Regions from separate parts of the Homo sapiens genome. Here region 1 is linked to region 2. A link is a loop called in an ENCODE intact Hi-C map of the cell type or tissue named here. Cell type or tissue: IMR-90. All regions are shown on one strand. Each heading gives the region's core, and the rest is flanking DNA. Links, peaks and the distances in the headings are about the cores only.

What was found. Peaks named below come from ENCODE experiments on the same cell type or tissue, not always from the same donor. Only the 100,000 strongest peaks of a DNase experiment are listed, where the experiment ranks them.
Region 1: a loop joins it to region 2, with 2.9 times the contacts of the local background. A loop is called at or near these places in 3 of 110 quality-filtered maps.

What each region holds. Positions count from the first base shown.
Region 1 is chr2:49,237,859-49,249,344 of GRCh38, reverse strand. No RefSeq gene overlaps it. Among named protein-coding and RNA genes, the nearest start is that of FSHR, 89 kb to the right of the region's middle. In IMR-90, for the core only: no CTCF peak of the experiment used is centred there; no DNase peak of the experiment used is centred there; H3K27ac peaks cover 565 bases.
Region 2 is chr2:48,942,398-48,953,883 of GRCh38, reverse strand. No RefSeq gene overlaps it. Among named protein-coding and RNA genes, the nearest start is that of MIR548BA, 110 kb to the left of the region's middle. In IMR-90, for the core only: a CTCF peak has its summit at 7,226 (motif pointing left); no DNase peak of the experiment used is centred there.

The DNA of each region.
Region 1 (11,486 bases), core at 4,262-9,261, 300 kb before region 2:
TAAAAATGCTCATTTCTTAGTGTTTTTGGACAGCATGAAAGTATGAGGTGAGGGAAAAGAGTCTACCAATAGCAAGCTTTCTCTATAATGTTTTGCCTGAATATAACATTGTATTAAAATGTGTAGGCTATTATTAAATGCTATTTCTCTAACATTTATAAGCTATTTATTCATTTTTTCATTCAATAAATATTTTGAGCACTGACTATTTGCCATGAACAGTAGAAGAGCTTAAGACGGAGAAAGGCTTATTTATTCACAGCTACTATTCTCAAAGAGCTTAGAAGGTAATTACATATAAACTTGTTTTAAAATAAGTTTACATAGTGGAAGTGGCATTAGAGAGTCACCAATTGGGTATTAAAAATTAATTGTAAGCATGTCAAACAATGAGACATTAGTTAAACAGGTTATGGTACATGTTGTAATGGAATGTGATAAAATCATTTTAAAAATTAGGTTCCTGAATTCTACTTAAGAGCAAAAACAAATGTTCACAGTACACTAAATGAAAAATCAGGTTTAAAACACTGCATCAGTTATACACTAACATTTGGTGACTTAAAATAACAATATATTATATCTCATAATTTTTTGGTTGGCTAAGCAGTCATTCTGTGGGATTCTCATGGGATGACTCACACAGCTGTGCTATGCAATGCAGCAACAGGGTTACTCAAGGCCTGGCTCATCTGGGACAAGTGGGATGACTGGACTTTTCTATAAATGTGGTCTTTTATTCTCAAGAAAGCTAGATCTGGAGCTGACCAAGTCTTCTGTTTGCTGGTGTCCCACTGATTTAAGTAAGTCACACGGCTCACCCCAGAGTTAGTGTGGGAAGGGACACTCTGCCAGGACTTAGCATACATGGAAGTTTGACACATTGGGAAACGTATAATCTACCACAAATTGCATGCCCTTTATATTCATATCATAACACACATACATTCTCACGCATACAGTCTGAAAGAAATACACAAAAATATTATCTTTGAGAGGGGAAAGAGGTTACAAATGTTTTATTTCTTTTTATTATACTTTAAGTTTTGGGGTACATGTGCATACCCCAGTGTGCAGGTTTGTTATGTAGGTATACATGTGTCATGTTGCTTTGCTGCACCCATAAACTCGTCATTTACATTCGGTATTTCTCCGAATGTTATCCCTCCCCCAGGCCCCCACCTGCCAACAGGCCCCAGTGTGTGATGTTCCCCTCCCTGTGTCCATGTGTTCTCATTGTTCAACTCCCACTTATGAGTGAGAACATGCAGTGTTTGGTTTTCTCTTCTTGTGTTACTCTGCTGAGAATGATGGTTTCCAGCTTCATCCACGTCCCTGCAAAAGACATGAACTCATCCTTTTTATGGCTGCATAGTATTCCATGGTGTATATATGCCACGTTTTCTTTATCCAATCTATCACTGATGGGCATTTGGGTTGATTCCAAGTCTTTGCTATTGTGCACAGTGCTGCAATAAACATACATGTGCATGTGTCTTTATAGTAGAATGATTTATAATCCTTTGGGTTTATACCCAGTAATGGGATTGCTGGGTCAAATGGTATTTCTAGTTCAAGATCCTTGAGGAATCGCCACACTGTCTTCCACAATAGTTGAACTACTTTACACTCCCACCAACTGTGTAAAAGAATTCCTATTTCTCCACATGCTCTCCAGCATCGGTTGTTTCCTGATTTTTAATGATCACCATTCTAACTGGCATGAGATAGTATCTCACTGTGGTTTTGATTTGCATTCCTCTAATGAACAGTGATGATGAGCATTTTTTCGTAAGTTCATTGGCTGCATAAATGTCTTCTTTTGAGAAGTGTCTGTTCATATCCTTCACCCATTTTTTTATGGGGTTGTTTTTTCCTTCTAATTTTGTTTAAGTTCCTTGTAGATTACGGATATTAGCCCTTTGTCAGATGGATAGATTGCAAAACTTTTTTCCCAATCTGTAGGTTGCCTGTTCACTCTGCTGATAGTTTCTTTTGCTGTGCAGAAGCTCTTTAGTTTAATTAGATCCCATGTCTATTTTGGCTTTTGTTGCCATTGTTTGGTGTTTCCGTCATGAAGTCTTTGCCCATGCCTATGTCCTGAATGGTATTGCCTAGGTTTTCTTCTAGGGTTTTTATGGTTTTAGTCTTATATTTAAGTCTTTAATCCATCTGAAGTCAATTTTTGGATAAGGTGTAAAGAAGGGATCCAGTTTCAGCTTTCTACATATGGCTAGCCAGTTTTGCCAGCACCATTTATTAAATAGGGAATCCTTTCCCCATTTTTTATTTTGTCAGGTTTGTCAAAGATCAGATGGTTGTAGATCTGTGGTGTTATTTCTGAGGCCTCTGTTCTGTTCCATCAGTCTATATATCTGTTTTGGTACCGGTACCATGCTGTTTGGTTACTGTAGCCTTGTAGTATAGTTTGAATTCAGTCAGCTAGCATGATTCCTCCAGCTTTGTTCTTTTTTGCTTAGGATTGTCTTGGCAATGCGGGCTCTTTTTTGGTTCCATATGAACTTTAAAGTAGGGTTTTCCAATTCTGTCAAGAAAGTCAGTGGTAGATTGATGGGGAAAGCACTGAATCTATAAATTACTTTGGGCAGTATGGCCATTATCCAGATATTGATTCTTCCTATCCATGAGCATGGAATATTTTTCCATTTGCTTGTGTCCTCTTTTATTTCATTGAGCAGTGGTTTGTAGTTCTCCTTGAAGAGGTCCTTCACATCCCTTATAAGTTGGATTCCTAGGTATTTTATTATCTTTGTAGCAATTGTGAATGGGAGTTCACTCATGATTTGGCTCTTTGTTTGTCTGTTATTGGTGTGTATAAATGCTTGTGATTTTTGCACACTGATTTTGTATCCTGAGACTTTGCTGAAGTTGCTTATCAGCTTAAGGAGATATTGGGCTGAGACAATGGGGTTTTCTAAATATACAATCATGCCATCTGCAAACAGAGACAATTTGACTTCCTCTTTTCCTAATTGAATACCTTTCTTTCTTTCTCTTGCCTGATTGGCCTGGACAGAACTTCCAACACTATGTTGAATAGGAGTGGTGAGAGAGGCCATCCTTGTCTTGTGCCAGTTTTCAAAGGGAATGTTTCCAGTTTTTGCCCACTCAGTATGATATTGGCTGTGTGTTTGTCATAAATAGCTCTTACTATTTTGAGATATGTTCCATCAATACCTAGTTTATTGAGAGGTTTTAGCATGAAGGGCTGTGGTTGAATTTTGTCGAAGGCCTTTTCTGTATTTATTGAGATAATTGTGTGGCTTTTTTCATTGGTTCTGTTTATGTGATGGATTATGTTTATTGATTTGCATATGTTGAACCAGCCTTGCATCCCAGGGATGAAGCCCGCTTGATCATGGTGGATAAGGTTTTTGATGTGCTGCTGGATTTGTTTTGCCATTATTTTACTGAGGATTTTCTCATCAATGTTCATCAGGAATATTGGCCTAAAATTTTCTTTTTTGTGTGTCTCTGCCAGGTTTTGGTATCAGGATGATGCTGGCCTCATAAAATGAGTTAGGGAGGATTCCTCTTTTTCTATTGTTTGGAATAGTTTCAGAAGGAATGGTACCAGCTCCTCTTTGTACCTCTGGTAGAATTCTGCTGTGAATCTGTCTGGTCCTGAACTTTTTTTAGTCAGTAGGCTATTAATTATTGCCTTGATTTCAGAACCTGCTATTGGTCTATTCAGAGATTCCACTTCTTCCTGGTTTAGTCTTGGGAGGGTGTATGTGTCCAGGAATTTATCCATTTCTTCTAGATTTTCTAGTTGATTTGTGTAGAGGTGTTTACAGTATTCTCTGATGGTAGTTTGTATTTCTGTGGGATGGGTGGTGGTATCTCCTTTACCATTTTTTATTGCGTCTATTTGACTTTTCTCTCTTTTCTCATTTATTAGTCTTGCTAGCAGTCTATTTTGTTGATCTTTCAAAAAACCAGCTCCTGGACTCATTGATGTTTTGAAGGGATTTTTGTGTCTCTATCTCCTTCAGTTCTGCTGTGATCTTAGTTATTTCGTATCTTCTGCTAGCTTTTGAATTTGTTTGCTCTTGTTTCTCTATTTCTTCTAAATGTGACATTAGGGTGTCGATTTTAGATCTTTCCTGCTTTCTCTTGTGGGCATTTGGTGCTATAAATTTCCCTTTATGCACTGCTTTAAGTGTGGCCCAGAGATTCTTTGTGTCCCAGACACAAAGAACGTTGTGTCTTTGTTCTCAGTGGTTTCAAAGAACATCTTTATTTCTGCCTTCCTCTCGTTATTTACCCAGTAGTCATTCAGGAGCAGGTTGTTCAGTTTCCGTGTAGCTGTACGGTCTTGAGTGAGTTTCTTAATCCTGAGTTCTAATTTGATTGCACTGTGGTCTAAGAGACAGTTTTTTGTGATTTCTGTTCTTTTACAGTTGCTGAGGAGTGTTTTACTTCCAATTATTTGGTCAATTTTAGTAATAAGTGTGATGTGGTGCTGAGAAAAATGTATATTCTATTGATTTGGGGTGGAGAGTTCTGTAGACTTCTATTAGGTCTGCTTGGTCCAGAGCTGAGTTCAAGTCCTGGATATCCTTGTTATTTTCTGTCTCTTTGATCTAATATTGACAGTGTGGTGTTAAAGTCTCCCACTATTATTGTGTGGGAGTCTAAGTCTCTTTGTAGGTCTCTAACTGGGTGCTCCTGTATTGGGTTCATATATATTTAGGATAGTTAACTCTTCTCATTGCAGTGATCCCTTTACCATTATGTAATTGCCTTCTTTGTCTCTTTTGATATTTGTTGGTTTAAAGTCTGTTTTTTCAGAGATTAGGATTGCAACCCCTGCTTTTTTTTTTTTTTTTTTTCCTTCCTTTTGCTTGGTAAGTCTTCCTCCATCCCTTTATTTTGAGCCTATGTGTTTCTTTGCATGTGAGATGGGTCTTCTGAATACAGCACACTGCTAGGTCTTGACTCTTCATGCTATTTGCCAGTCTCTGTCTTTTAATTGGGGTATTTAGCCCATTTACATTTAAGGTTAATATTATTATGTGTTAATTTGATGCCATCATTATGATGCTAGCTGGTTATTTTGCCCATTAGTTTATGCAGTTTCTTCATAGCATCAATAGTCTTTACAATTTGGCATGTTTTTGTGATGGCTGGTACCAGTTTTTCCTTTCCATGTTTAGTGCTTCCTTCAGGAGCTCTTGTAAAGCAGGCCCGGTGGTGACAAAATCTCTCAGCATTTGCTTGTCTGTAAGGGATTTTATTTCTCCTTCACTTATGAAGCTAAGTATGGCTGGATGTGAAATTCTAGGTTGAAAATTCTTTTCTTTAAGAATGTTGAATATGGGCTCCCACTCTCTACTTGCTTCTAGAGTTTCTGCTGAGAGATCCACTCTTAGTCTGGTGGGCTTCCCTTTGTGGGCAATCGACCTTTCTCTCTGGCTGCCCTTAACATTTTTTCCTTCATTTCAGCCTTGGTGAATCTGATGATTATGCATGTTCAGGTTGCTCTTCTTGAGGAATATCTTTGTGGTGTTCTCTGTATTTCCTGAATGTGAATGTTGGCTTGCCTTGCTTGGTTGAGGAAGTTCTCCTGGATAATACCCTGAAGAGTGTTTTCCAACTTGGTTCCATTCTCCCCATCACTTTCAGGTACACCAGTCAAATGTAGATTTGGTCTTTTCACATAGTCCCATATTTCTTGGAGGCTTTGTTCATTTCTTTTCACTCTTTTTTCTCTCACCTTGTCTTCTCACTTTATTTCATTGAGTTGATCTTCAATCACTGATATCCTTTCTTCTGCATGATTGATTTGGCTATTGAAGCTTGTGTATGCTTCATGAAGTTCTCATGCTCTGTTTTTCAACTCCATCAGGTCATTTATGTTCTTCTCTGCACTGGTTGTTCTAGTTAGCAATTCGTCTAACCTTTTTTCTTCATTTTTAAAATCTGAATTTAAAAATCTACAATGAGCATATATAGGATGCATTGTTTCTATTAAACATTTAAAGTTAGTTCAGAAAAAGTTGTCTGTTAACATATCCTGTCCAAAATGTAGAATGGTCCAATTGTTAAAATGTCTAAACAATGCACGTTTGATAGCAAAAGTACCATATGGAGACATTGGTCACGCCCTCATTCATTAGAAAGGAAATTTGCAACACTGCCATTACTATTTTGTCACAACTTTGCTAAATTGCACCCATCCAGTTAATTTTGAAGGACTGAAAATTAGATATGACTCATGTGATATTCATCAAAAATTACAGTAATATTAACATACTTTTAGGCAGTAATTTATATACACACACTTGTAGCCAAATCAAGTTATCCTCATGGGGATGACCTCATTTTTCAATAATATTCCATCTTCAAAGTTTTGCTGATGCAGTTTTTGTCTTCTTGATTGTCCTCACCCCTTTTGTGGTCAATCATTTCCTCAAGGCCCACTTTGTTCTAAAGGCTTGTTTAGCCAACACTAATATCTCCTCTTTGTACAGTCTGTTTGATCATTTGGTTATGTTGTGGCTTATCTTATGTATGTGCAGGCCCTCAATAAAACAGTGATTAATTGAATATTTGAAATCTCTCAAAAGCTCTGAGCTTCATGTTTAGCACTTGAGCAGAAAACTTTGATTATTTAAATTTCTTCAAATTTTAATAAATCAAGCATTTGGATTTTCAGAGAAAAAGAGCAATCCCAGTGATATGATTTGGCTGTGTCCCCACCCAAATATCATCTTGAATTGTAGCTCCCATAATCCACATGTGTCATGGGAGGGATCCAGTGGGAGGTAACTGAATCATGGGGGTGGGTTTTTCCCGTGGTGTTTTCTGATAGTGTATAAGTATCATGAGACCTGATGGTTTTATAAAGGGCAGTTTCCGTACACATGCTGTCTTGTCTGCTGCCATGTAAGAAGTGCTTTTGCTCTTCCTTCATCTTCCACCATGATTGTGAGGCACCCCCAGCTGTGAGACCAATAAACCTCTTTCCTTTATAAATTACCCAGTCTTGGGTATGTCTTTATTAGCATCATGAGTAGGGACTAATACACCCAGCTTCCATCCTTTCCCTTGCAGCAGGAGAGAAAGTGGTATATACTTCCTGATTATGAGCACTTCTCATTTCTTCTGAGCTGTGACATCACTTTTGGCAAGGGACTCTCCTTCCAAGTGGAATGTACTGGTATTTGAGCAGGCATATCCTCATTTTGGAGTCCTGTGAGGGGCATGTGGCAGGAAGAAGTTTTAGTAAATGAGGAAATATCTCTGCACTAGCAGCTTTTGCTTGTTGTGTACAAATTCATTTTGAAGACCCCTTATTCTCCTCTACCTCCTTCCTGAGTATCCTGCTTATCACCCGGAGATGAGAAAAGATGGTTTTGGCAGAGAGAAGACTTTCAAGTTAATATTTCCTGGAGCCAGAGCGGAGACAGACAACTACTGTTGCATTATGGAGGTATAAGTAAATGGGGTTATTTCAAAAGCAATAAAAGTTTCCTTTATTGGTTTCTCTTTTTCACACCAGTTGTTTAAATCTGAATATTTCCTAGCTTTTTGCAGATGATGAAATAGGTGGAAAGAAATGTTTAGCTAATAAAGTGCATGCTATTAGGCAAGCTGCATCATCACTTTCTTCTACCAGGATTTAAGTCTTTTCTTTTTTTAAAAATCCCTGCCACTATTCCAGGGTTCATAAGATGCCACTCCTTCAGGGGTCAGTGCCTGTTTGATTCCTGATCATGCCACAGGAATGTGATTGTAATCTCATCATCATGGTGGCCATTCTCAACAGTCCCTCTTTTCCTGGACATTATCCTCTTTCCCTGGGATTTGTATAGATAAAAGACTGCTTGGGCCGGGCGTGGTGGCTCATGCCTGTAATCCCAGCACTTTGGGGGGTCAGGGCGGGCGGATCATGAGGTCAGGAGATAGAGACCATCCTGGTTAACACAGTGAACCCTGTCTCTACTAAAAAATACAAAAAATTAGCCGGGTGTGGTGGTGGGCACCTGTAGTCCCAGCTACTTGGGAGGCTGAGGCAGGAGAATGGCATGAACCTGGGAGGCAGAGCTTGCAGTGAGCGGAGATAGTGTCACTACACTCCAGGCTGGGCGACAGAGCAAGACTCCATCTCACAAAAAAGACTGCTTATCCAGGCCAAAAGGAGTTGGTCAGGTTCAAAAGTAGAGCCTGTCCCCAGTTACGTTGTGAAGTAGGCAAAGTTGTCTTCAGTGCTTCAGGCTCCAATGTTTGGAATATCACCTTTGTGATTCCCAGGCCAGCCTGTCTCCACACTTCCCTTCTCCCTTCAGCACCAAAGAGAGTATGATTTGTGCATATACTGCATAACATGCCAAGTAAAGAAGTTGGCTGCACATCTTAATTGTCAATTCCAATAGGGACAATATTAGTCTTTCGGTTACCCACATGAGTGAGGTTCAGAAAGGGTTTCTTACCCGCCTGTGTGCCAGTTGTCATCTGAGAGGAGTGCACTGTGTGAGTCATTCTCCCCTAGCTGTTTGTTTATGTGTTAATCATTCTCAAGCCCTGTAGAGAAAGGGTTAACAGCCCAGTCCCCGGAATCAGATGCCTGAGTTAAAAGAATGGCTTTAGCACTCTCTAGCTGGTTGACATTGGGCAAATTGTTTGACTTCCTAGTGCTTGAATTTTTTTCATCTATAAAGCAGGAATAATAACCAAACCTACCTCATAAGTATGTTGTGAAGATTAAATAAATTCATACATTAAAAGCACTTTGAACAGTGTTTATCACGTTGCAATCAATGAAAGTTATTATTATAATATTTGTACTCATTTCTTAAACTACTTGAGAGTGCTCCCCTTTTCTAATGTCTCTCCTATAGTACCTAACTTAGAGGGGCTTGCTTACTCCATGACCAGGGATGGTTGGACCAGGCAAAGAACTAAGAAAAGATCTATGAAAGGAAACTAAATATAACTATTAGAATTTAATTAACATATCAAAAATGTATAGAATCACAGGACTGAAAGTAAATCAGAGATGGTTTAATCTACGGTTATCAGAAGTAGAAATATCAATGAGAATAACAGGGAGTTTAAATATACATACCATCACCCCAGTACACACACACACAAACACACACCCCAGTGCAACTCTCCCAACTTCATCCCATCCAACATCTACCAAACCCCGACCAGGGATTTGATAAGATTTGTTGAGGACCACAACTATATGTATTTTGAAAAAGACTATAGGAGGATTCTGATGTATTTCTACCGACCCCTTACCCACTGGTGTCTACACATCCTGTCTAATACTAATACTCTCAGTTTACGGAGGAGAAAAAAAATGATGACAAGAGAGGATAAATGGCTCTGCCAAAGACAAGTTGCTAATGACTGTAGAGCAGTGCTTCTCTGGCTTTTATCCCTACCCTGATAGTTTAGTTTAGGTCTCCAGCCTCTGGTGACATATGCTTGCCCCCAAATAAAATAATTTCTGGAAGCCCTCAGGGGATATTCCACTAATGCTTAAAGTCAGACGGTCCTGTTAGCCACTGCATGGTTCCTCTGTTCCTCTTCTCCCTCTCTCAATCAGCTATTTGAATTACTCATTCATGCTTTATATACATCTGGGTCCATGGCACGTCCAGGTCCTATAGCTTTTGTGGTTCCCACTGCTGTTTCTGCTGAGCATGCTGCTTGTGTTAGGCATTGCTGCCCCTCCTATTGGTATTGTCATCTCCCCCTGGGCATTCTACCCGCATTGATGCCCTGGGACTTTTAAGATGCCAAAGCTATGTGCCGTGTAGTGCTTTCTTATGTTATAGAGAAAAGCAAGATAGTGTAACTTATATTGCAGCCCACCACCAAGATTTAGCAGAACAGCTCTTTCTTTCAGCTTCTTATTTATGGCTCCTGTTTTCCTCCCTCTGTCTCTTGCTGGCATTGTGTCTGAAAATGAATAGACAAACAGGACTAAAACACAATAAGGGATTCATACAACTAAGGCTTTGTTTCCACCTTAATTTGGCTTTCTGATTCTCTCTTCTGTAAAGACAGGTGCTGTAAGACTGAATTCATAAGTTAAAAAATAGCAATAATAAAAACTAATCTTTGAGCACTTATTCTGTGTAGGCATGACATTAAGCACTTCACCAACATTAATTCATTTAATATTCATAGGCACCCTTGACAAAGGTAATATTATTATTGCTGTGAATGAATGAAACTGAAATGTGTTTAGTCACTTGCCCAAGGTCTCAAAACTGGCAATGGGCGAAGCAGATGTTCTATTCAAGTGTGCTTTCCTCCAGAATCCAAGCTCCTAATTACTTTATTTTACTGCCTAGGGCTAGACTTTAGAGAGCTTGCAAAATCACTAAAATTATATTTAAAATGATGTATGCATGTGCTTTTTACCCTCTAGAGATAAATTTCAGGTGCTCAAAGGGCAAAAAGAATGTCCTAGCATTTTGTTGAGCTTTCCTGTAGGAAGCTGTACAATCTTTTATGAAAATAGACTCCTGCTATGTCTGTCCCATTGGGTCATCAAACCTCCCCAGACATGTCTGATACTTCAGTAGTGGATCAGCTCAGGCTTCTACTGTGACAAGTAGCAGAGCCAAGATGATGTATTTAGCTATGTTAAGCTGACTCAAGCTTAACACAAGATCTTGTGCCTCTCATTTTCCTACCTTCATAGATTTTTTACCTGAAACCTTTCTGGGTTACTGAAGATCCTATGGAATCAGGGGGTTGAAGAGATGGAAACATAAAGAATCCAACCCACTGTGAGAAGATTAAAAGCCCAGTTGCTGGAAACCACCTCTCTCGGGCCAGGGTAACAGCATGCCTCCCCACCTGTGTCTGCTCAGGCAGCCCCTTGGGGTAACTTAGCATGCTGCAGCTGCGCAGATTTCCATCTCTGATATAAGTTTGCCTGAGAGGTACTTGCTGATGATTGTTAACAATCAAATGAATTATAGATGATATTGGTAAACAAAATGCTGCCATGATAAATGATAAGTTGGCTCTCCTCTGACATGACTGCTAAGTCATTCAAAGTGCTGATTAAACCCATTACTGTAAAATAATCACTATCCATTACCTTTAATGTCGTGAGCTGACAACCTAGTTAAGGCAGCTGATGGTGTCAGCAAAATGATTTGTTGTACTGCATGTCCATCGTCAATAAATCACTTCGATAAATCAATGAACAGTAGCAATAAAACAATATATTTTCATATTTCCTGACATTCAATTACAGAGTGTGTATATGGACTTAAACACAACACTGAGATGGAAGATTTCAGCATTCACCAGCAGTGAACACAGGATTAATTCTATTTTGGCCCAGACTGGAGGACGCTTGTATAATTATGTTTGTGTGTATGTGTGTGTGTGTGTACATGTATGCCTTCTTCAGCTACACTACTTACCTAGCTGCTGCTGCCAAGATAACACATTACACAAGCAAAATGATGATCCTAAAGGTGTTC
Region 2 (11,486 bases), core at 4,396-9,395:
GTAAACAAGGTGGCCACTGCCCAAATGGAGCTTGCATTCTGGTGGGGAAGACAGATAATAAACAACAAGAAAGAAGCAATATAACAGATTGGGACAGTGCTATTAATATAAGTAAATGAAGGAGGGATATCATCAGGAGAATCTGGGAAGGAGTGGATGCTACCTGAGACAGGATGGTCAAGGATCTGCCTAGTTGCAAAGCACTAGACTTTCCACAACCCCTTCTACCCTCCAGTGGGCCTCTGCAGTATATATGGCAACCAATTCTGGTTTCATGTATTCTACCACTTACTCCAACTCTAGTAAATATCTGCAAAGCTTACCATTGCCTACGACTCTCAGATTATTTCCCCAAGATGCTGCAGAATCCTTATAATGTTTCTCAGCCTCAATAGAATGAAAAGCAGGTCTGTGCTTATATCACTTAATGACCAAAGAGGAAGGAAATTTACAATTAAAGTGTACTTTGCCAACTGTGGATGAATTAGTTAGGTCACTGTGATCTACAGGTTAGATGTCTGTTCAGCAGTGTCCTCTACTTGAGATTCCAAGGAGGTTGAAGCTCACTACTCGCCACCCCTCGCACCCCCCTCCGTTCTCTTCTTTCCCTTACCTGCTTCCTCACACTGATTCAAAATCTCCCCCATGGCCCGGGCACGGTGGCTCACACCTGTAATCCCAGCACTTTGGGAGGCCGAGCCAGGTGGGTCACCTAAGGTCAGGAGTTCGAGACCAGCCTGGCCAACATGGTGAAACCCTATCTCTACTAAAAATACAAAAATTAGCCAGGTGTGGTGGTGGGTGCCTATAATCTCAGCTGCTCAGGAGGCTGAGGCAGGGGAATTGCTGGAACCCAGGAGGCAGAGGTTGTAGTGAGTTGAGATCATACCGTTGCACTCCAGCCTGGGCAACGACAGAAAGACTCCATAAAATGAAAAAAAAAAAAAAAGAACAAAAAACAATCTCCTTCATATCACCTTCATATCAGTACCTCACAACACCTGAAATCCCCATCCTATCAATCAGATGCATGATGGTGGAAAGAGCGTGAAACATGTCCAAAGTCCTAGTTTGAACTAGCTTGAAGTTTGAACTCTACCCTTCACCCTGTTTTGGAAAGAATGTGTGAGTTGGAGTATGTGAAAGAATGTCAGAAACTGCCCAAACATCATGAATATGGGTCCAGCTGGAATACAAATGTTGTTGGGAACAGTCTCTAACTAATGGGATTTAATTAGCTGAGCTCCTTCCACCACATCACTTTACCCTTAGGGAATGGGTGCACACAGCGCTTGTGTGATGCAGCTGGAAGAGTCAGGGCACTGGGGAGCCAGAGTGAATCCATGTGGAATCAGTGCTTACTAGGCAGCCAGACGGGCAGCATTAAAGCTTTGGGGACGTGGGTGCTTAAGGAGAAGAAACAGCCAAAAGGAAATGAAGGAGCATTAAACAGCAACCCAGCCATGTCACGTGACTCACACTCCTCCTGCGCCAGAGCCCAGTGTGAGCCCCTGTCTGACAGTCAGTCACAGAGGACCCAGCAGCAAGGCATGATTATCAACAGAAATCAGCTTAGCAAAATGCAGCTGTAACCCCAGAGGGCACAACTGTGACCCTTTCTGCCAACATTGTTCAAATGCAAGGACAGAGATGGTTTTCCAGAAGGCAATGACTGCAAGAGCTGTCCACCCCAGACCTGCGAAGAAAAGTAAAGCCATAGGGAAATGGGGACTATAAGAGATAAGGATATAAGGCCTTGTGATGCTTTGGATAAGGAAAGAGATATAATAACTTTAGATGTAGACAAAATATTTTAGTTAGGAATATATGCTAAAAATGAAATGGCAATGACTGAATGAAAACACAATAAAGATAGAAATAGATCTTTTAGCTTCTGAAAGCTAAAACTATAAAACTTTTCTGTAAAACTGTCTTTACAAGTTTATAGCAAGCCAAGATTTCCTAGTCAGAACTCAAAAAGCATTAATATATAAAAAATTGATAAATTGGGCTTGATCAAGTTTAAACATTTCTGTTCATCAAAAGACACATTAAGAAAATGAAAAGGCAGGGCAAACCTGTGAAAAAACACTTAAGACACCTCTAACCCAGGACTCATATCCAGAATACATAAAGAACTCCTGCAAATAAACAATAGAAAGATAACCCAACAAATAAGGGAGGGCAAACACATCTACTTTAGGACCCAGCAGCTCCTCTTCTAGTTACTTACACAAGAGAAATTTTGAATGTACATAACAAAAAGGTATACAGCAGCCTTATTCATAAAAACCAAAAACTGGAAAAGCACCCAAATGTCCATCAAAAGGTGAATAGATAAATAAATTGTGGTATATTTGTACCATGGAATACTGCTCGGCCATAAAAAATGAATAAATTACTGATATACAGCACATAATGATGACTCAATCTCAAAAACACTATATTAAGTGAATGAAGGCAGAGCCAAAGAGTAAATACTGTATTTTTCCATATATATAAAGTTCAAGAACAGGAAAAACTGATGCACAATGATATAAGTCCAAAAGCAGTCATCTCAGGGATAGAGGGTTGACTGAAAAGGAGCACTGTCTATAATAACGGAAATAGTCTATGTTTTGTGTGGCAGTTACACAGATGTAAAGAATTATCAAACCGATCAAATGAACACTTAATATCTATGCATTTTGTTGTATGTAAATTATACCTCAACTTATTTTAAGTCCACAAAAGAAATCTAACTGTGTTCCTTTAGTAACAATTAGAAAATATAGTAGAAAAAGGGAAAAAAATCCTCACAATAGCAATAACTGTAAGGTACCCAAGAGTACATACAATAAGGACAAGACTTTCACAAGAAAACGTAAAACTTATTGAGAGAAGGCCTAAGTAAACGAGGAGATAAATTACGTTCATCAATGTGAATTTTCAATACTACAAATGTATCAATTCATTCCCAAATGAATGTATAAATTCAATACAATTCAATGAAATTCCAAACTTTACTTCATGGGTAGGGATTTATAGAACTTTAGAGATCAATTTGGCTATAGTAAAAATGCGCTTATCGGCTGGGCACGGTGGCGGCTCATGCCTGTAATCCCAGCACTTTGGGAGGCCAAGGTGGGCAGATCAAAAGGTCAAGAGGTCAAGACCATCCTGGCCAACATGGTGAAACCCCATCTCTACTAAAAATACAAAAATTACCTGGGTGTGGTGGTGTGTGCCTGTAATCCCAGCTACTCGGGAGGCTGAGGCAGAAGAATTGCTTGAACCCAAGAGGTGGAGGTTGCAAGGTTGCAGTGAGCCGAGATCGCACCACTGCACTCTGGCCAAATATGCCCCAAGGAAGACTTAGAATATTCACTTCTGGGAATATGCCCCAAGGAAGACTTAGTCTTATGCACAAGAAGACACATATGAGAATGACCATTGCACCATTCTTTAAGAAATGCCAATAAATATATAAGTTGCTTTTAATTATTTCTGATTGTTGAACTGTTTCCTTATAGTTGAAAAACGGGTCTGAGGCTGACTTTTTGGATTCAATGATAAATCTTTTGTGGGATAATTTCATGGTTAATTTTTAAAAATAAATCTTTGTGTACTCAAAATAATGTGCATTCTGTGTTTGTTCATTATTTATTCACCTTTCCTCCTGGAGTCATTGCATCCTTTTGGATTTAATTGGATTTAATTGCTTCATCCAAAATTCACTTAATTCACTTAACTCCAGGAGTTCTTTCAAAATGATAGTAATTATGTGTATTTCAATTTCACATTATAGTAATAATTTGGCCCATCATGAAATTTTAGTTTTACTGTCTTCTTTTCTTCTTCAACACTTTGAAGATATTAACTCATTGCTTTCCCACATCTAATGTAGCTGCTGAAAACTATGATTGTAATCTAATTTTCATGTTCCTTTTGGGTAATATGCTTTTTATCTTGAAGCCTTTTAGAATGTTCTATTTTTAATATTCTTTAATGTTACTGTAGAACATTTCTATGTGAGGAGGTCACCTCTCCTGTTCAGCACTCTGTGTCCTTTCCATTTGAGGTCTATTTTTCTTCCTACACGATGCTCTTGGAAGGATACTTACACTTCAACTTCAGTCCTCCATATTTGTTGACTTGCATTCTTTCTATCTCTTTATCCTTTTCCAATGTCTTCTGAGGAAGTTCCCGGCCTCAATATTTCAGTCTACTGATATATTATTTTGCTGTATGCATTCTGATATGTGGCCCATCTATTGAGCAATCTCAGCAATTATGTTTAGACCCTCAATATCTCCAATTTGTTCTTCATATTTTCTTCTCCCTGTTTGTTTCAAGAGTCTCCTTTATGTTTCTAAGGATAATTACTACACCTTCTTTTTTTTAAATTATTGTCCATTCTGTTTCCTCTGGTTTAGCTTATTTATTTTGTTAAATTACTTTCACGGAACTCTTACTATTCACATCTTACCATTTTTCCTCGTAAGCTCATCTTTTATTTCTTTAGACTATTGACTGCTTTTGCAAATGATGTCTATGTGGGAGAGGGGTAAACACTTAGGCCTTGCCCTTTTCTCTATGTGAGTTGGAGGAGGATGGTCTTCAAGGCAGAAAGTCTCAAAGGTTGCAACATGAATTCAGCCATCCTCCAAACCCCACCACCACTCCACCAAACACTCTCTGGCCTCTCATCACCAGGCGTGTTCTTAAGAACAAAAAGCCTGTGTAATTTCCTACTCCACTTGGTGGAAGGAGAAGGCAAGAATGCTCAGGGGACATCCAGGTGTTGTCACTACTAGCTTCACATTTTGACTCCAGAGCTGCCCTGATGTTACCCTGCCACTTCTGCCTGATTCTGTTGCTTTCCTGCCCATAGATCTAGGCAACCGGTCACCCAGAGTACTGTGGGGAAAAGAAAGGAAACACTAGAAAGCTTTCTGCCACCCGGATGTCTCTGGCTTTCCTCCTCTCCAGGCTGTCGTTTCTCCCAGCCTGGCAGCCAAACACATTCATCTTCCTAAGAGTTCTCACATTTTCATGTTAGCTAATAAAAATGGTTGAGATCTGCCAGCGTTTTCCCTGCTGCTGTTCTCCATTGTTGGGTTCAGAAAAGAAAACCAACAATTTGCAAAGACTTGAGCCATGTGGGACTCCAAAAATAGTAAGGCTACATAACAAAAACTTTGTCATTAATACCCTATCTCTTACAATTTATTTTAAAAAGTTTATCTTGGCTAAGTACAGAGCTAAGTATGTTCTAGCTGAACTCAGCCTACACAGCTTTCCTGACCATCGTCAAACCAAAGAGAGAGTTTCAGAATCAATTGAGTTTGATCAAAGTTCACCAGGAGTACTTTAGAGAGAATATTTGACTACTTTTAGCCATTTCTCAGGGCAGGCACAGTGGTTCATGCCTATAATCCCAGCACTTTGGGAGGCCGAGGAGAGAGGATTGCTTGAGGCCAGGAATTCAAGACCAGCCTGGGCAACATAGGAAGACCCTGTCTTTTTTAAAAAAATGTTTAATTAGCTGGTTGTTGTGGTACATGTCTGTATTCCCAGCTACTTGGGAGACTGAGGCAGGAGGAGTATCACCTGAGCTCAGGAGTTCAAGGTTACAGTGGGCTATGATCATGCCACTGTAGTCTATTTCTAGCCCGAGTAACAAAGTGAGACCCTATCTCAAAACAAACAAAACAACGAAAATTTCTCAAAGGCAGAAACTCATGAGAGGAGTGAATAGACAGTCACAAAACCATATCCTCTATAGGGTACAGTTCCTGCCATAATTTAATTCATTTTTTTCTCTCAGCATATGCTTTCAAACTCCCGTCTCTCTTTAGCTGTTCCTTTCCTTCCAGGAAAGATCAAATCTTCATCTATTTTGATTCTATTCTATTCTAATAAGAAGATATAGAATGGTTAGGATAAAGTCTTTCATGGCTTCTCCTATCAGAAAGGATACAATCCAGTTCCTTCAAGTAATTCTGGGTAATCACTAATTACTCTGAAACCGAGCAAGACGCTTTCTGTGGCTCCATTATGGAATTTCTGGATTAGAGAGGACAGAATCAAATTCCTTTTCTCTGCCAAAGGCTATTTATCATTTGAAAAGCATCCTGTGAAAAACTGAGAAAAACAGTTATAACTTGAGCCTCCAAGAAATTTACCCCACTAAGGACATTATTTTCTCCTAGTAAAATAGTATCAATTTATAAGCCAAATAATTTATTTCTGCATAACTGGCTAAGATGTCCCTCATACAAGGCCCTTTGATTAAGCATGAAATAAAACCCACTGCCATTATTTATTATATTGACTCTCAGATTGAAAATAAGGCCTTAACATTGAATAAAGATGTATCATAAGCCCTCCTTATGTCCCTCAACTGTAAAATTGGAACACAAGACCATCATCATGGCTTTTTATGAGGCTTCAGTGACAACTAAGGGGGTTCAACTAATCAATAATAATAATGGAATTCCCAACAATGAACATCTTCTACTTCACCTTTCTGTGGCTCTAGACACACATGCAGACACACACACACCCCACAATGCCTTTATAGAACATTTTCCCTTTCAGTTTTTTCCTCTATTCCTTTCTCTACTCTCAGTCTGTAGCAAAGACTCTCACTCCCGGTTCTCCCAGTGAGAGAAAGATCTTTTACTAAGACTCCATCCACGTGACCAAGGAAGAAAGTTAAAATTAGAAAAAAAGTAGACCAAGACCAACCAAGATTCCTCAGTGCCTTCTTTCTTCTCCTACTGTAGACACACTACACCTCCACCTCTTTTTCCCCACCACTAAAAGAACAGGAAAAGGTCTTGGGGAAAACTGGCACAGCCGCTGACAAGGTAGATATCATCATCTCCCATTTTACAGGTGAAGTAGCTGAAGCCCTTGGAAGGAAAATGACTTCCCAAATATGCTACAAGCAGCAACAGGTGAACTAGAATGCAGATTTTGTGCTTCCTAAGACAGTATTCTCCCCATTTCCCCCACTGTAGGTTTCTAACCAGGTACTCAAGTGTTCTCAGTTCATCATAGTCTGTATAGTCAGAAGGACACTAACATTCCCTAATTTTTATTACTTCAAGTATCAACCATTTCACAACACCAAAAAAGCTTCTCTATGTCAATGTAATAGGTTTCAACCACCTGCAGTCGACTGTATGCCACCCTTTGTTAGTGGGCAGCTTGCCAGGCTAATACAAGATCACCATCTAGTGGTGAAATCAAGTAACTACAGGCTACACAGTAAATCAGATTCTTCTCTGCACCCCCCACATCTAACCCCAAGCCTATGGGCTAAGCCACTGCTTATGTTATTTTCAGCAAACTTCCAGAAATAATTTACAAATAAAATTGATAATTTTCCATTACATAAAACATGACATAATTTTAAAATTCTTTTGAGATTTAGGCATCTACCAGGTCAATATAAATATACTTAGACTCACATACACATAATTTTCTACCTGCCCAGCTGATTGCTCTTAGCAGCCTGCAGCTTGACATCCAGTGAGGCTCCAAGTGAAAACTAGAGATGAACCACATTGCAGATGGTTGTAGATAATCACAACTTCAGGTAAGTGCTGGACTCTACTTTCATTAAAGTTGTTCCAGAGGCAGTATCAGAAAGTACTCTCCAAACAAAAATAGCTGCTTCTAAAAAGAATGTGAATGTTGATTTCACTCCCAAACAAGTATTTCTTGAACATCTATTATAAGCTACAAAAAATAATATGAAGTATCTTAGATAAGCATTGAACGGTCCTTTAGCAATCTAGATTCTGCCCACTACTCATTATTTTATGGAACCTGCTACCATCATAGTAAACAAATATACATATTTTAAACACAAAACTCTATAATCATTTTTTAACACAATCACCATGAGCTTCTCTGCCGCCCTTAACACCGTTGACAAAGTACTCATCCTAAAAGCCTCTCCCATTTTTAATTCTTAGACCTGCACACCTCTGATAATGCTTCTAGTTTTTAGTCTCCCCATGCCTCCCAACAATGTATGTATCCTCCAAGGATATAACCTGGGGCTCCCTGTCTTTTTTTGTCTTTATTTTCACAATCTATCACATTTATGATTTTGACTATAGTATCCGTATATCCATTCCTGACGTCTACTCTAAGCTCTAGTTTAACTTTTTTTTTTTTTTTTGAGACGGAATCTCGCTCTGTCACCAGGCTGGAGTACAATGGCGGGATCTAGGCTCACTGCAACCTCCACCTCTCGGGTTCAAGCGATTCTCCTGCCTCAGTCTCCCAAGTAGCTGAGACTACAGGTGCACCACTACGCCCAGCTAATTTTTGTATTTTTAGTAGAGACAAGGTTTCACCATGTTGGCCAGGATGGTCTCTATCTCTTGAACTCATGATCTGCCCGCCTCGGCCTCCCAAAATGCTGGGATTACAGGCGTGAGCCACCGCGCCGGACCTAGTTTCACTTTTTTAATTGTCTTGTGGCTATCTCCCACCGGAACTTCAAACTCAACGTACCCAAATCAGAGATCACAGCTTTGCTCCCAACTTCATTTCTCTTTGCTCATCATTTCAATCCATCAGGCTCCACACTTCGCTGTTACTTTAACTCCTTCCTTTCCCAGTGCCCTCTATCTAATCAGTTCCCAGGGCAGTCAGCACTACATCTGCACTGATTGCTCATCATCCCAGTTTTCCATTTCTCTCCAGGGTCACTACTGTGATTCATGTTCTTATTCTCTCCTACTCTGACCACATCTGTCAGCACATATTTGTTCTAAGCATATTTTTGAAGAAATGACCATATACCAGACACTGACTAGGTATTGGGAATATAGCAGGAACCAAACAAGACAACAGCCTTCCTCTGATGGGCCTTATGTGTTATTGTAGGGAAAGAAAAAACAAAGGAGGAGCAAAGAAAGGCATACAGGAAAACTTCAACATTCTCTCCCTCAACTCTTTTATTCAACAGAACAAGATGCTCTATTACCATCTCATGCCGTATTCTGCACTAAAGTGAACTGTAATGAAACCCAGAAAATTTGAGAGACATTTTACATAGCTAATGGTAAAAAAGAGGAAAAGCAAATGCCTATATTGTTTCCCTAAACCTCAACTCTTGCTTAACTTTATAAAGTCATTTTTATATGTTAAGAAACAACTCCTAAACATTTGAGGGAAGACGGAGTTAATTAGCCAAAAAAAAAAAAAAAAGTGTACTTATGCCTTGCTGTAGCTAAGACTGTGAAACAACAAGCTTTTGTTACTAGGAGGAGAATTAGTTGTGTGTGCCTGTTTCGATCATTTCGTTGGAAACCTAAAAATCTAAATTATGGGTATTATACTTGAAAGGATTAGCTCATCAAATTGATGCTTATTGAGCCTAAAAAGCAATCAACAAGACTTGTGTTTTTTCATAGTCCCAACATTAATTGCTGATTTTAAGGACTTATATACTTGAGTGATTGATTTATCCATTCTTTCATTCATTCACTGAACAAATGTTTATAAAATGTCTACTATGCGCCAGGGATGGGGCTGATTTCTGGGGTAGAGAAATATGATGTTGTAATTATCCTTAAGAAATTTGCATTCTAGCATGACAAGAAATTGTGAAACAATGAGAAAGATGAAAGCTATAATTACAAATCAGACAAGGTTCTACACAGAAGGTTCTGTGGAAGACGGTAGGGTGGAGTCCCACAAATGTTCACCAAAAAGAGACACCTAGGTTGGGCCTTGAAGGATGAATGTTTTTCAGTCAAGAGGAAGAAGAATGTCACAGACAGAAGGAAGAGGATGTACTCAGAGCATGGAACAGCAGAACATTTTCCACTGGGGCAACTGCTAATAGATGACATGATAAGAGCTCCTACTTCAGACGACAGAGGAGGAATGGACCAGCTACCAAACTTGAGCAGAAATATCAATATGGTATCAGACTTGCACAAAATTAGCAGATATTGGCCAGTTTCCGGTGTTAGCTTGTTTGACACGTACTCAAATGACCAACAACCATGCAATATGAATAGACATATGCATGAATCTATTCCAGTAGCATCAGTCAGTGGTAAACTTTCAGACTTGTGAGTCTGTCTTTAACCACTTCACAATTCCTACACAACCTTAAATTAACATACCGTGAATGTGCTTGGTTTGTCTAAGGCAACCATGAATTTATTAAAAGGAATTTTTGTTCTCCCTGCCAGTTTGTGTTATCTAGTATTTGGCTGTTTGTGTTGTTACCACAGCAACATTTGGACAGATAAATTTGGCACAGAACATGTGGTACTGCTAAAATACCGCTTTATGAAGTACTTTCTGGTACTATTTCCACCAGGATAGTCAAAGATAATGTAAGGGAGCCACTGTCTGGGCAGGAATCAAAACAGAAAAGGGGATAAAAAATAAGGCACTGGGTTAGATAAGGGCTTCGTGGACCATGTCCTGTAGCAAGTGATCAATAGTTCTTTCTGGAACAGTCTCTGAGGCAAACCGTGGGTTAAATGATGCTAATAATGCCAACGTGAACTTGGCCCTCCCAAAGGAGGAAAGGGTAGTCAGGTTTTCCAACCTAATTGGCCGTCAATCACTTTTTCACCTAGAGGCTCAGTGACCTTCCAATGAAACACACATTTAAGAAATGCTGGGTTAGATAATCTTATAGCTTCAAAAAATTATATCAACAGAAGATACTTAAATGCATATTACTAAGCAAAAGACGCTTATCTTAAAAGACTACATATCACATGATTTTAACTATATGACATTCTGGAAAAGGCAAATCTATGGAGACAGTAAAAAGATCAACAGTTGCCAGGGGTTAGGGATGGAGAGATGGAGGGAAGAGCACAGAGGATTCTAGGGACGGCGAAACTACTCCACATGATACCATAATGGTGGACACGTCCATTTGTCCAGACCCATAGAATGTACGTCAAGAGGGAACCCTAATGTAAACTATGGGCTTGGGTGATAATGACATGTCAATGTAGCTCCACTGACTGTGACACATGTGCCACTCTGGTGGGGGAAGCTGTGGGTGCAGTGGGGAGGCTGTGGGTGTGTGGGGCAGAGAGTATATGATACTGCCCTAAGTTTTCTGCTTAATTTTGCTGTGAATCTAAAAGGGCTCTAAAAATTAAAGTTTTTCAAAAAAAATTATATTACATTCTACATGGAATAACTACAAAATTAGAGGAACATCTTCTCACTGAGCTGTGATCCTCAAGGTCCCTTTTCTATATAGTAAAAACAGTATTTGGATTTTGTTTTGTTTTTTCAGTTACAGCCTTACCTGCATTTTTAAACACAACTTTCAGGTATTTGGGGACTACATTATTACCAAATCTTGGCTTTGGGAGTACATTATATAGGTCTTATGAACTCATTTCTACTGAGAATGAATTTACTTGCCCCACGTGTCTCTGTACCTAATTGTCAGGAAATGTCTACTTTTTTTGTTGGGGGTTGGGGGGGTGCGT